3 separate regions of the Homo sapiens genome follow, and regions 2 and 3 are each linked to region 1. A link is a contact called in ENCODE Hi-C or POLR2A ChIA-PET data. All regions are on one chromosome and are shown on one strand. The core of a region is the stretch at or near the end of the contact, and the rest is flanking DNA. Distances in the headings are between cores, read along the strand shown. Region 1 has its middle 14 kb from the start of STK32B. Region 2 holds the start of EVC (EvC ciliary complex subunit 1). Region 3 overlaps EVC (EvC ciliary complex subunit 1).

Evidence for each region. Hi-C counts contacts between places; a loop is a spot of excess contacts on that map. ChIA-PET counts read pairs that join two places held with the same protein, here RNA polymerase II (POLR2A). Pooled maps may share reads with other maps.
Region 2: a loop to region 1 is called in a map of IMR-90, with 5 times the contacts of the local background. The contact joins the promoter of EVC here to the enhancer-like site in region 1. A Hi-C loop is called at or near these places in 3 of 168 maps with a recorded cell type or tissue (IMR-90, chondrocyte and endothelial cell of umbilical vein) and 2 of 50 pooled maps. POLR2A ChIA-PET finds 5 or more read pairs at or near these places in 1 of 52 experiments (AG04450).
Region 3: a loop to region 1 is called in a map of posterior vena cava, with 36 times the contacts of the local background. The contact joins two enhancer-like sites. A Hi-C loop is called at or near these places in 1 of 168 maps with a recorded cell type or tissue (posterior vena cava). POLR2A ChIA-PET finds 5 or more read pairs at or near these places in 2 of 52 experiments (AG04450 and endothelial cell of umbilical vein).

What each region holds. Positions count from the first base shown.
Region 1 is chr4:5,036,108-5,039,577 of GRCh38, reverse strand. It overlaps a transcript of STK32B not described here. Among named protein-coding and RNA genes, the nearest start is that of STK32B, 14 kb to the left of the region's middle. Within about 2 kb of position 1,402, at least 5 of the 41 ENCODE cell types and tissues checked have a DNase peak (open chromatin) inside an H3K27ac peak, as active enhancers do; they include endothelial cell of umbilical vein, where a contact is called at or near this core.
Region 2 is chr4:5,709,450-5,713,254 of GRCh38, reverse strand. EVC (EvC ciliary complex subunit 1) reads right to left here and starts at 2,054. Exons shown (of 21, transcript NM_153717.3): 1 at 1,701-2,054. The coding sequence starts at 1,874. It also overlaps a transcript of EVC2 not described here. RefSeq lists enhancers at 411-720, 1,306-1,375 and silencers at 1,846-1,995, 2,046-2,095.
Region 3 is chr4:5,751,824-5,755,225 of GRCh38, reverse strand. EVC (EvC ciliary complex subunit 1) reads right to left here. Exons shown (of 21, transcript NM_153717.3): 9 at 2,174-2,390; 10 at 1,293-1,441. Among named protein-coding and RNA genes, the nearest start is that of EVC, 42 kb to the right of the region's middle. RefSeq lists an enhancer at 1,327-2,282. Within about 2 kb of position 1,290, at least 4 of the 41 ENCODE cell types and tissues checked have a DNase peak (open chromatin) inside an H3K27ac peak, as active enhancers do; they include endothelial cell of umbilical vein, where a contact is called at or near this core.

The DNA of each region.
Region 1 (3,470 bases), core at 153-2,652:
TATTTATGCAGAAAAAAGTTAGTTATGAAGCAGCCTCAGGCAGGTCCCCCAGGAGGGATTCTAGAAGAAGGCATTGTTATCCTAGGAGATGACAGCTCCATGCATGTCACTGCCCCTAAGACTGTCCAGTGAGCAAGATGTGGAAGCAGAAATTGATGATCCCGACCCTGTGAGACCTAGGCTAATGTGCGTATTTGTGTCTTAGTTTTTAACACAAAGTTCTAAAGAAATTTTTAAGTAGAAAAACGCTTATAGATTCAGGTTATAAAGACAGAAAGTGGCCAAGTGTGGTGCCTCGTGCCTGTAATCCCAACACTTTGGAAGGCTGAGGTACACAGAAGGATCACTTGAGTCTGGGAGTTTAAGACCAGCCTGAGCGACATAGCAAGACCCCATCTCTACCAAAAATACAAAAAATATATATATATCTGGGCATGATGGCATATGCCTGCCATCCCAGCTATTCAGAAGGCTGAAGTGGGAAGATTACTTGAGCCCAGGAGTTGGAGACTGCTGTGGGCTATGATCATGCCACTGCACTCCAACCTGGGCAAAAGAGTAAGATCCCATCTCAAAAAAAAAAAAAAAAAAAGAAAGAAATTTTGTATAGCTGTACAGTATGTTTGTGTTTTATGCTATGTTATTACAAAAGAGTCAAAAAGTTTAAAAATATTAAAAAGTTCATAAAGTAAAAAAAGTTATAGTAAGTTAAGGCTAATTTATTATTAAAGAAATAAAATATGTTTTTATAAATTGAGTGTAGCCAAAGTGTACAGAGTTTCTGAAATCTAAAGTATAATACAGTCATGTCCTAGGCCTTCCCATTCACTCACCAGCTACTCACTCATCCAGAGCAACTCTCCAGTCCTGCAAGCTCCATTCATTGTAAGTACCCTATCCAAGTTTATTATTGTTTATTTTATACCTTATTTTTATAGTCCCTTTTCTGTATTTAGATAGATTTAGATACACGAATACTTTGTGTTAACAAATGCATTGTGTTACAGTTGCCTATGGTGTTCAGTACAGTAGCATGCTGCACAGGTTTGTAGCCTAGTAGCAGTAGGCTAGACCATGCAGCCTAGGCATATAGTAGGCTTCACCACCTAGGGCTGTGTAAGTATTCTCTATGATTTGTGCAGCAATGTTTGCACAATGCTGAAATTGCCCAACACACGTTTCTCAGAATGTATCCCCGTCATTAAGCAATGCATGACTATGTTTTGAATTTGGGGATTCCTTTGGTTCATCAGCTTAATCCATATCTAAACAAATGCAGACTCGTTGAGGCCAAGGTCATCATTGTCATCGTCATCCTTCCTTGCCTCCAGAACGATATAGGTACCTAACAAATGTTCAGCAAAATGAAAGAATGAATGAACAGCTGAATGGTTTTAATTGGCATGCCAGGAATTTTATGGGGATGATTCATGAACCAGCTTGGGTAGGGATGAGGTCATGTCTAAGCATTTTTCCAATACTGAAATTCCATCATTTTGTTTCTAAGAACTGAGAGTCACTTGAGAACACAGTGTTGGCTGGCATTTTCTTAGCCAAGGGTCTGGCAAAGCAAGGATGGACGGGTGGGGAGGTCTTAGAGGGAGCAAAGAGAGGTAACACACACTCCCTCCCCCTTCCGTCCCTTCAGTTATCCATTCATTCACCCAAAAAACATGTGCCCATTACATGCCAGGCACCAGCAGGAACAGAAATGAATAACAGGTCCCCATGCCCACCCTCACAGCCCAATGAAGAAAACAGTGCAGTGGTAAATAAAAGCAGTGTCATAGCTGAGTAGAAGCTGAAACAGGCTGAAACATGGTGACATTTTAATCTTTGAGTCTTCAGTGTGTCCCCAGAGCCACTATCTAGAAAACCATCTTTATCTTCACCAACTTTAACACAGACGGGAAAGAGGGTTTGCTTTGGGGAAGTTCATTTGTCAGAGCCCTTTCTCAGAGTCCTCCAGGCACCCTCAGTCCAAATCCACTTCCTTTATCTGTAGAGTAATTGATATTTATTAGCAGTGAATCAGTTCTGGAGGGCTCAGGGTTCCAGCTAGGGAACCAGAAGAGCTGGTTGTGACCAAGACCACACTAGCTGTCAGACATTCATTAATTTATTCAATCACTCAACTTGAACAAGTTACTTTCTTTCAGTTTCTTCATTTGTAAAGTGGGGACCATTTTTCCTATCTGTGAGCTTTGAATCAAAGTACCCAATAGAGTGTTTGCCGCCTACCAGGGGCTTAATAAAAATGAATGGGTGCTGATTTGTTAGCATGAGAAATATTGCTGTTGCCCAGTACTTCTCAACAGGGGTGATCCCCCACCCAGGAAACATTTGGCAATGTCTGGGGACATTTTTGATTGTCGTGACTAGGATGGCGTGAAGTGGTGCTACTGGCCCTAGTGGATAGAAACCAGGGGTGCTGCTCAGCATCCTACAGTGCACTAGACAGCCACCCACAACAAATAAATATCCCTCCCAAAGTGTCAATAGGGTCAATAGCTCAGACACCCTGCTCCAGACCCTCAAAAATGCCAATTTCCACAGGATGCATCCACACTCTTGCCAGAGAGCTGTTGTGTGCAATTTTAAATTCCACCCTTGGCCGGGCACAGTGTCTCATGCCTATAATCCCAGCACTTTGGGAGGCCGAGGTGGGCAGATCACGAGGTCAGGAGTTCAAGACCAGCCTGGCCAACATGGTGAAACCCCGTCTCTACTAAAAATACAAAAATTAGCCGGGTGTGGTGGTGGGCGCCTGTAATCTCAGCTACTTGGGAGGCTGAGGCAGGAGAATTGCTTGAACCCAGGAGGCGGAGGTTGCAGTGAGCCAAGATCACGCCACGGCACTCCAGCCTGGATGACAGAGCAAGACTCCATCTCGAAAAAAAAAAAAAAAAAAAAAAAAATCCACCCTTGCCTTGGTATTTAATATGTAATTATAAAACAGTGTTTCAAGTGGAATTTTGGACGCTTTTGCCTCAATATACCAGTGACACAAGCTTTAGTTCCTTCTAGCTACATGTGAACTGTTGCTGGCAGAACCTAATCTTAACTTCTCAGGCCTCCTTGATGACTCAGCAAGAAACGGCAGCATTTTCTACTCTGGCCTGCAATGTGGAGTTTATTTTCTGACTTCAGAGAGACACCTGGACCCAATTTGCATAATCAGAACCAAAAGGGGCCTGCTGTGTCGAGGATGATGATTTCCAGTGCAAATGTGATGACTGAAGCATTTTTTCCAGCCAGTATTCACGGAGCACCTACTACATGTCAGGGCTATGCTCAGTGCTGGGTACTCAGTGGGGGACAAAACAAGCATAGTCCCCGTGCACACTGCACCCAGCAGCTTTCAGATTGGTTTCACATCTATAGTATTATTCTCTCTTTACACAAACTTTGAGCTAGGCAGGAGTGGTATTTGTTAAAGGTAAGGAAGTTACACTTTTTGAAAGCATAGA
Region 2 (3,805 bases), core at 805-3,304, 670 kb before region 1:
CAAGGATCACATCAAACTGTAACAAAATCCTATTAGTCCTACTTTGAGCCACAGACCCCTCCATGGCTGCCACCCTGGTCTGAGCCACCATCACCCTCAACTGACTAGCTGTGCAAACCCAGATGGCTTGGTTAATCCCGGTAAGCCTCAGCTGACTCAGCTAGCAAATGGGATACTAACCACCACCTCACCAGGTAGCAGATACTTAAGGCTCTAGCTTTGGGGTTCAAACCAACTAGGGTTGAAATTCAGTCCCACTGTTTACTCATCGTGGCACCCTGGACAAACACCCTTGCAGAGCATCCCCTGCCTCACTGTAAAGTGGGGATAATGGCAGTTCCTCCACCTCATGGGCTGGAGGATAAAGAACCAGATGTCTATAAACATTGCACAGGACACCCAGCCAAGTCTCTGTGTGTTACTTCCCTTTCTCTCTCCATGCAACAAGCCAGCATCTCTTAGTGTCTCTTAATCACCAGCAGGATCTGACAACCCCCAACTCACCTACGAGCATCTTGCATTATCTCAGTTTCAGCCCTCATCAGCTCTTTGCGGTGTAATGCTCCCCATGAGTCACCAAATTCCCCTATATTCTGAAAGAGCCTGTGCCTACATGGAAACCGCACAAGATCTGTCTCATCTTCCCACGGGCCAGAAATGGGGGTAGCAAGACCACGCCATCTTGTTTCTGATCGCGCAGACTTTACTCTCCTCCCACCCCAAAGAGGCAGAAGTTGCAAGGACCTAAAATAGTGGCCATACCACTATTCATGGAATGCCTGCTATATGCCAGGTGTTGCCATGCACAGCCAATTCCATGAGGGCCACTTGCATAGGAAGCATCCACTGGTCTCCTTCAGGCAGCCACCCCGACCCTCATCCATGAAGAACACAGTGGCTTTGGGGTTAGACACTTCTGTCACTTTAGTAAGTTGCTTAACCTCTCTGTGCCTCAGTTTCCTCATCTGCAAAGCAGAGACAAACTGTTGTGGAGATTCATTGAGATCATTTAGGGAGAGGGTCTAGTTCAGTGCCTGGTACACAGCACTTAATAAACGCTAGCATTGCCAGCGTCCCATCGCAGACTCCCCATGCGGTGTCATAACCGATAGTTTACTTGCAAACTTGCAATTCGTCCTTCTCCTTGAGGTTCACAGCCTCAAGGCAGGGTCTCTCCCGCTCATGAATGTCGTCCCTAGGCCAGTGACTGGCTGTAGAAGGTGCCTGAAAACTTTTACTGTGGGGTGAATGAAAAAATGAATGCCAATGTGGCAGCTGGGACTCAGGCCAGGCGACGTAACCCACACCGCAAGGATGGAAGAGGCAGAAGCAGGAATAGGCATTCAGGCGTGGGAGCCCCAGCCGTCCTTCTGTCCACCATGGCGAGCAGGGCCAGCGTCCTGTCCAAACCCTTGGTGCTGCAGATGAGGAGACCGAGGCGTGGCGCAGTTGGGCTGCTGTCAAGGATCACCCAACGGAGTGGGATGTAACAGGCACCGCAGGGGACCCCAGGCCAATGCCCTTTAGTCACGCCGCCACCTCCCTCCTGGAGCAGAAGGGGAACCCGACGCCTAAGCGGTTGCGTGCGAAGTTCCCAACCAGGCTCAAGGAGTCGCAGAGCCGGGGCTCCGGGCCCGCAGGACCCAGAAGCCACGCGCCCCGCGCTCCCCGCCCCGCCGCTGTCTGCTCGGCCGACCCACCTGGTGTCGCGTGCGCTGGCGGCCCGCGCGGCAGCCAAGCCAAAGGCCGAGGCCGAGGCCGAGCGCGGCGCCCAGCAGCACGGCGGGGGCCAGCAGGGCGGGCGCCGGCCGCAGCGCGTCCCGCCCCAGCAGCAGCCGCGCGTCGCTCTTGCAGGCCGCCCCGCCGCGGGCCATCCGGGGCGCTCAGGCTGCCGCCCCGCCGCATCCCGCCGCCTGCTGCACCGTCCCCGCCAGGGCGGCGACGCGGGACTTGGAGCCCGGGCGGGCCAGGGGCGCGGCCCGCTCCGCAGACTTTCTGGCCTGTGCAGTCTCCCGACTCCTGCTTCTCTCCCCTTCCCTGCTTCGCCGAGCCGGAGGGAGGAGCCTGGATCACCGCTCAAAACTTTCAGCCACCCCCGCCCCAGCCCTGCCCCTGCACTGAGCATGCCCAGAGACAGACGCGCCTCCCAGCCCCGGACCCTTCCGGAGGGGGGCCCGGTTTCCACCCCTTTAACTTTACTGAGGCTTAGAAGGCTCCTTTAAGTTTTTTGAGGCTTAGAATATGCTACGCATTTAGCTTAATGATCTCATTAACTTTCTCAATAACCCTCTGCGGTGGGTGCTCCGCCCATCCTCCTGATGAAGACGCTGGGATCAATGCAATTCCAACCCCCTGCCCTTGCCCCTAACCTCTACCCATCAACCTTCCCGGGAACACACCGCCCTCCACGCCTCTGAACTTGCTCACGCGAAGACTCCTGTTTTAATCTTATTTTGTCCCAGGGAAGGTCGAGACAATGGGTGGAGACACCGTTACACTCAGTCTCCACTAGGAGGATGGGTAAAGGGATCCTTACACCCAGACCCCACTGAGACGATGGGTAGAGAGACCCTTACACCTAGTCCCCACTAGGACCAAGGGTAGAGAGACCCTTACACCCACTCCCCACTGAGACAATGGATAAAGAGACCCTTACACCCGCTCCCCACTAGGACCAGGACACTGCACCATCCTTCATTTACTCAGCACTTGGAGAGAATCTGTTGTGTGTGTGTTGCAGGCTGGGGGATAGGCCAGCCACAAACCAGGCAGTGTCCAGGCTAGTGAGTATCTCACAGTTGTTTAGAGTGATAAAAAATTAAAGGAGTTCATCACTGTGTTTGCTTTAAACAAACATTTATGGGGTAGCTACTAGATGTTTGCTTTTGTCCTGGGTGCCTGGGTAAAGCACACATGCACATGCACGACTGCACACTTGCACTCAGGGGCACACACACACACACACCTACCCTGTGGAGCTTAATTCCCTGTGTGGGCCGGGCTAGGGGACACCATGGGGATCTGCTTCAGCAGAGGAGGGCTTTGTCCTTTCAGCCTAGATGTCCAGCTTGTTTCTAGTTTGTTTCATCATTTCCTCATGGCAAGATGGGAACTGTTATCCAAATTCTTCATCTTTTTTTAATAAATGAAGAAACTGACAGCTGGAGAGGAGAGGTGACTCATTTGCAATTAAGGAGTGGGGCAGAATTCTTGTCTCATTTACACCTGTGTCTGGCTTCAGGGCAAACTCTCTGCTATGTGGAGCTTCTTATATATTACCTTAGAAGCATCTCCAAGGTTCCTGGGGACATGTATGGGGGCAATAACTTGACGCTCTTGTTTTACATTTCCATGAATGCTTAGGCTTTAGTTTTTAAAATGTGGTGTTTGGGCCAGGTGTGGTTGCTCACGCCTGTAATCCCAGCACTTTGGGAGGCTCAAGTGGAGGATTGTCTGAGCCCAGGAGTTTAAGACCAGTCTTGGCAACATAGTGAGACCCTGACTCCATAAAAAATACTAAGGAGATTTTTTAAATGTAGGGTTATTTGCTTTTTACTTTATCATAAAGTTGTTGACTATTAAATTAACCTTTAAATGACTGACTGTCAAACAACTCCAACGGTCCAGCAACATGCTTGGCATTTAGCCTGTGGTCTTGTCACATGCCTGACAGCTGCCACGTACCCCCTGGTGTGGGGAACTTGGCTTATAAATTCTCAGCTTCTCGAACCCCATGGCCTTGTCCATGTTAGGTCAGGAAAGGCCTGTCCTTGGATGGTCTGGGTTATGGGGAGAGAGGCTGCCA
Region 3 (3,402 bases), core at 41-2,540, 720 kb before region 1:
CAGGGGCCCAGAAATATCCAAATAACGAGGAGCTGAATAGCCTTATCTTCCTCTTATTTCAAATGGGTCTCAAAGATAGAAAAACCTACCCTACCCCTTTGTGGCAAATGCAGAAGCTCCAAGTATGGGCCTGGAAGAGGCCCCCTGGGTGAGGGAGGCAGCTGGACCAGGGACCTAGAGGCCTGTCCTCTGTTCTCGGGGGACCCCTCCATTGGCTTCTCACTGCAGTGGTGCCACCACCACCAGCTTGGCCCCCAGGGAGAGCCCCTGGGCCTCTATTCTGGGCTGAGCCTGGACCCAGACATGGTGCCACCCACCCCTTGGCAGAACTGAGATGTGCTGTACCAAGTGTTGACGGAGGGCAGGCGGACCCAGGCAAACAGTGAGGCTGGGGCTGCCCCTTCCTTGGTCTCACTGAATCCTAACAATGCTGTGATATAGGTGCCATTATGCCCATTTCACAGATGTGGAAGCTGAGGGCCAGAGGGTAAGCAACATGCCCAAGGTCACCCAGCTATTTAGTGGCAGAGTCAGCACCCAAACCCAAGTGTGGCTGGCCTCAGCGCCCAATGCTTAACCAGCCTGCAAGACGGTTACGGACAAGCTGGTCCTCTCCCAGCCCCACTGCCCATTACTAGTGAAAGCAAGCAGAGCGAAACCAGAGCTCGGTGGTCTCTCTGAGAACTGGCGAGTCCAGGTCCTTAGAGCCTGCACTGGGGCCAGCTGACTCCTTTTCCTTGGAGGGTGACATCTTGCTTTTTGTCCTCCTTCAGGTCTTCTTGTCCCCTTCTCAGGCAAGACCAAGGGTACCTCTGACCTTGGCCACCTCCTGGCCCTGACCACTCAACCCCACATGCAAGGCTGGGAACTCCCTTCCTTCTCCTGGACTTGCAGCCGACCCACAAGGGCCCTGTCCCTGGGTGTGTGAGCCTGCCTTACTCTCCGGGACATGCTTGTCCCCTCTGGGCCACACATTGCTCCCTTCACGCCATTGCCACCATCTGTGTGCTCCTGCCATGCGTCTGCACTCTGCCAAGCTCTCTACGGATCCTACCCCCTCCTCTTCTCAGCAGCCCAGTGAGGGCAGCACAACTCTTATCACCAGCTTACAGTCCACTAGGACCCTAGGGATGTAGGGGCTAAGGGACTGAGATTCGGTCACTCGGCTGACACATGGGAAGTAGGCAGATAACCTCATGCCTGATGAATACCTCCGGCGTCCCGTGCTCAGTCACGGGAACAGAGCTACAACTGGCTCACCCACATGTGCAGAGGCTGGGGATGTGAGTCACCTCGAGAAACTTTTCCGGGTCAGCAGTCGGCTGGGCCTCAGCCAGGAAGCTTCTCTGTTCCTCCTCTTGGGCCAGCGTGAGTTTTGCCGTTCCCTCCACCTGGTGAGCCAGAGACGCCGTGACCAGGTCTTTGCCTCGCTGGACAAACTCTGGGATTGAAAAAAGCCACAGCATAGGAGGTGACTCTGTGAGCCAGAATTTCAGTGGGGACCCTCATGCTTTCTCCTGTCTGGAGGTTGGGGAAGCTGGTGTCGGCTGCAGAGATGGTGCCCGCCCTGCTGGTGACACACCTGGGTTTTTCTGTAGGTCCCACTAGTAGTGTGACCTCAGCTAAGCCCAGATGCCTCCACGTCTTGAGCCTTGCCCCACCCCCACCCCAGGGTCAGCCTTGGGGCAGGAGCATGTGTGGGACACATGCACGGCTCCCCTTCCTGCCCCACATGCTGGACCATGGCCCACCCTCACCCACTCTGCCGCTGAGCAGGGCCACATGACTCCAGCATGACCATGAGCTGCCGCTGGGCGACAGGGACCACTTTGTGTAAATTTCTAGTGAGACCCTTCACCCTCCTCTGTCCCTCTGCAGTTCCTGGTGGCTTTGCTGCAGGACGTGGGGACTCAATCAGCCGGAATCCCTGGTGAGTGAGTGCAGCAGGTGACCCCTGCCCTGGGCAGTGGCCCTCATGGACTCTGCTGTACAGAGAAGGGAAGAGAGCCCCAGAGAGCAGCCCAGTGACCCAGTCCCTAGGGCAGAAGCAGAAAGGCAGCCTGTGCCCGGCATCATGGGCACACTGCCCCAGGCTGCCAGCCCTCTCACTGCACAGCCCCAGGGACCCAGAAGGCCAGTGTTGTGGACGGCGGCACCCATGCCCACGGCTCACCCCGGCTGAAGCGCTCTGCCTCCTGCCAGAAGGCCTTGTGCTGCTGCGTGAGCAGCTCCTCCTTCTGCCGCCCGGACAGCTTCCCCTCACCAGCCAGCAGCTCCAGGCCGTGGGAGATGGCAGCCAGCCGGCACCTGGTCTCCTCCTGGACTTGCAGCTTCAGAAACTCAATCACTTTTGCCATGTGCGCCCGCCCCATCGTCCTCTCCAGGGCGTCCTGCAAAAAGAAACACACAGGACCATAGCTGGGGTGTCCTGGGAACCACCAGGGCATGTTAATTAACAGCTGAGAAGAAGCCACCAGGGTCATTAACTAATGGCACTGCCTGGGAGAGCGGAGCTCAGAGGGATGAACTCCCCCTCTCCTTCATGAGCGAGATCTGCGTCTGCCCCCGAGGTGGGGATTAAGTGTCTCTCCTAGGGTGCGGGGAGGCTGACGCAGCTTAGCATGTAGGCACTTAGTCACCAGTAGCGCTCCCCAGAGGGCCACCCTCCTAGGAGGGAATCCAGATTTACAAACGGTCAAGGAGGAAAAGCCACCTGGCTTATAGTCATCTCCCCCGGCCAATCTGGCCCTGTGGCCCCCACAGGGCTGTGGAGGAAATGCAAAGTGCCAGCAGTTCCTGGCTTTTGTTAGAGCCCCAGAGAGCCTGACTGCTGAGGACGGCCGAGATTTTCAGGGGAATGATTGGCTTCCAACACGACTCCCCGCAGTCAGATTCTACAGAAGGCCCTCCCCAGCCCCACCTCATCATTTCAGGGACTCTCAGAAAAGACAGGGGGAAATGTCAACCGGAGGCAGCCAAGGGCCCTGCACACCTGAGAGCAGCTGCTTGTGGAATGAGAGTAAGGGGGAAAGGAGGAGCGGACGGCGGACGTTGGCATCTCCCTCGGCACAGACTCTGCACCCCCCACTCCCAGCCACGCCCAGCTCAGGCCTAGGCACCTCTGTGCTGGGCCGAGGCCACAGGCCAGTCCTGCTCCCCAGCCTCCCATCTCTGCCCCATGCTCTAACCCCACCTCACAGAACAGCGGACCTTTCAGAGATGCTGATGGTTCTGTCAGCCATGGCCCCAAACCCTCCTGTTGCTGCCCTGAGATCAAGTCCAGCACCCCAGGCATGGTGCAGGAAGTTCTGTGGGGCCCTGTCCTGCACACCTGCCTGGTCCCGGCTGCCCAGCCTCTGCACATGCGGGGCCTTCCTCCTGGAACACCCTCACTGCCTCCTC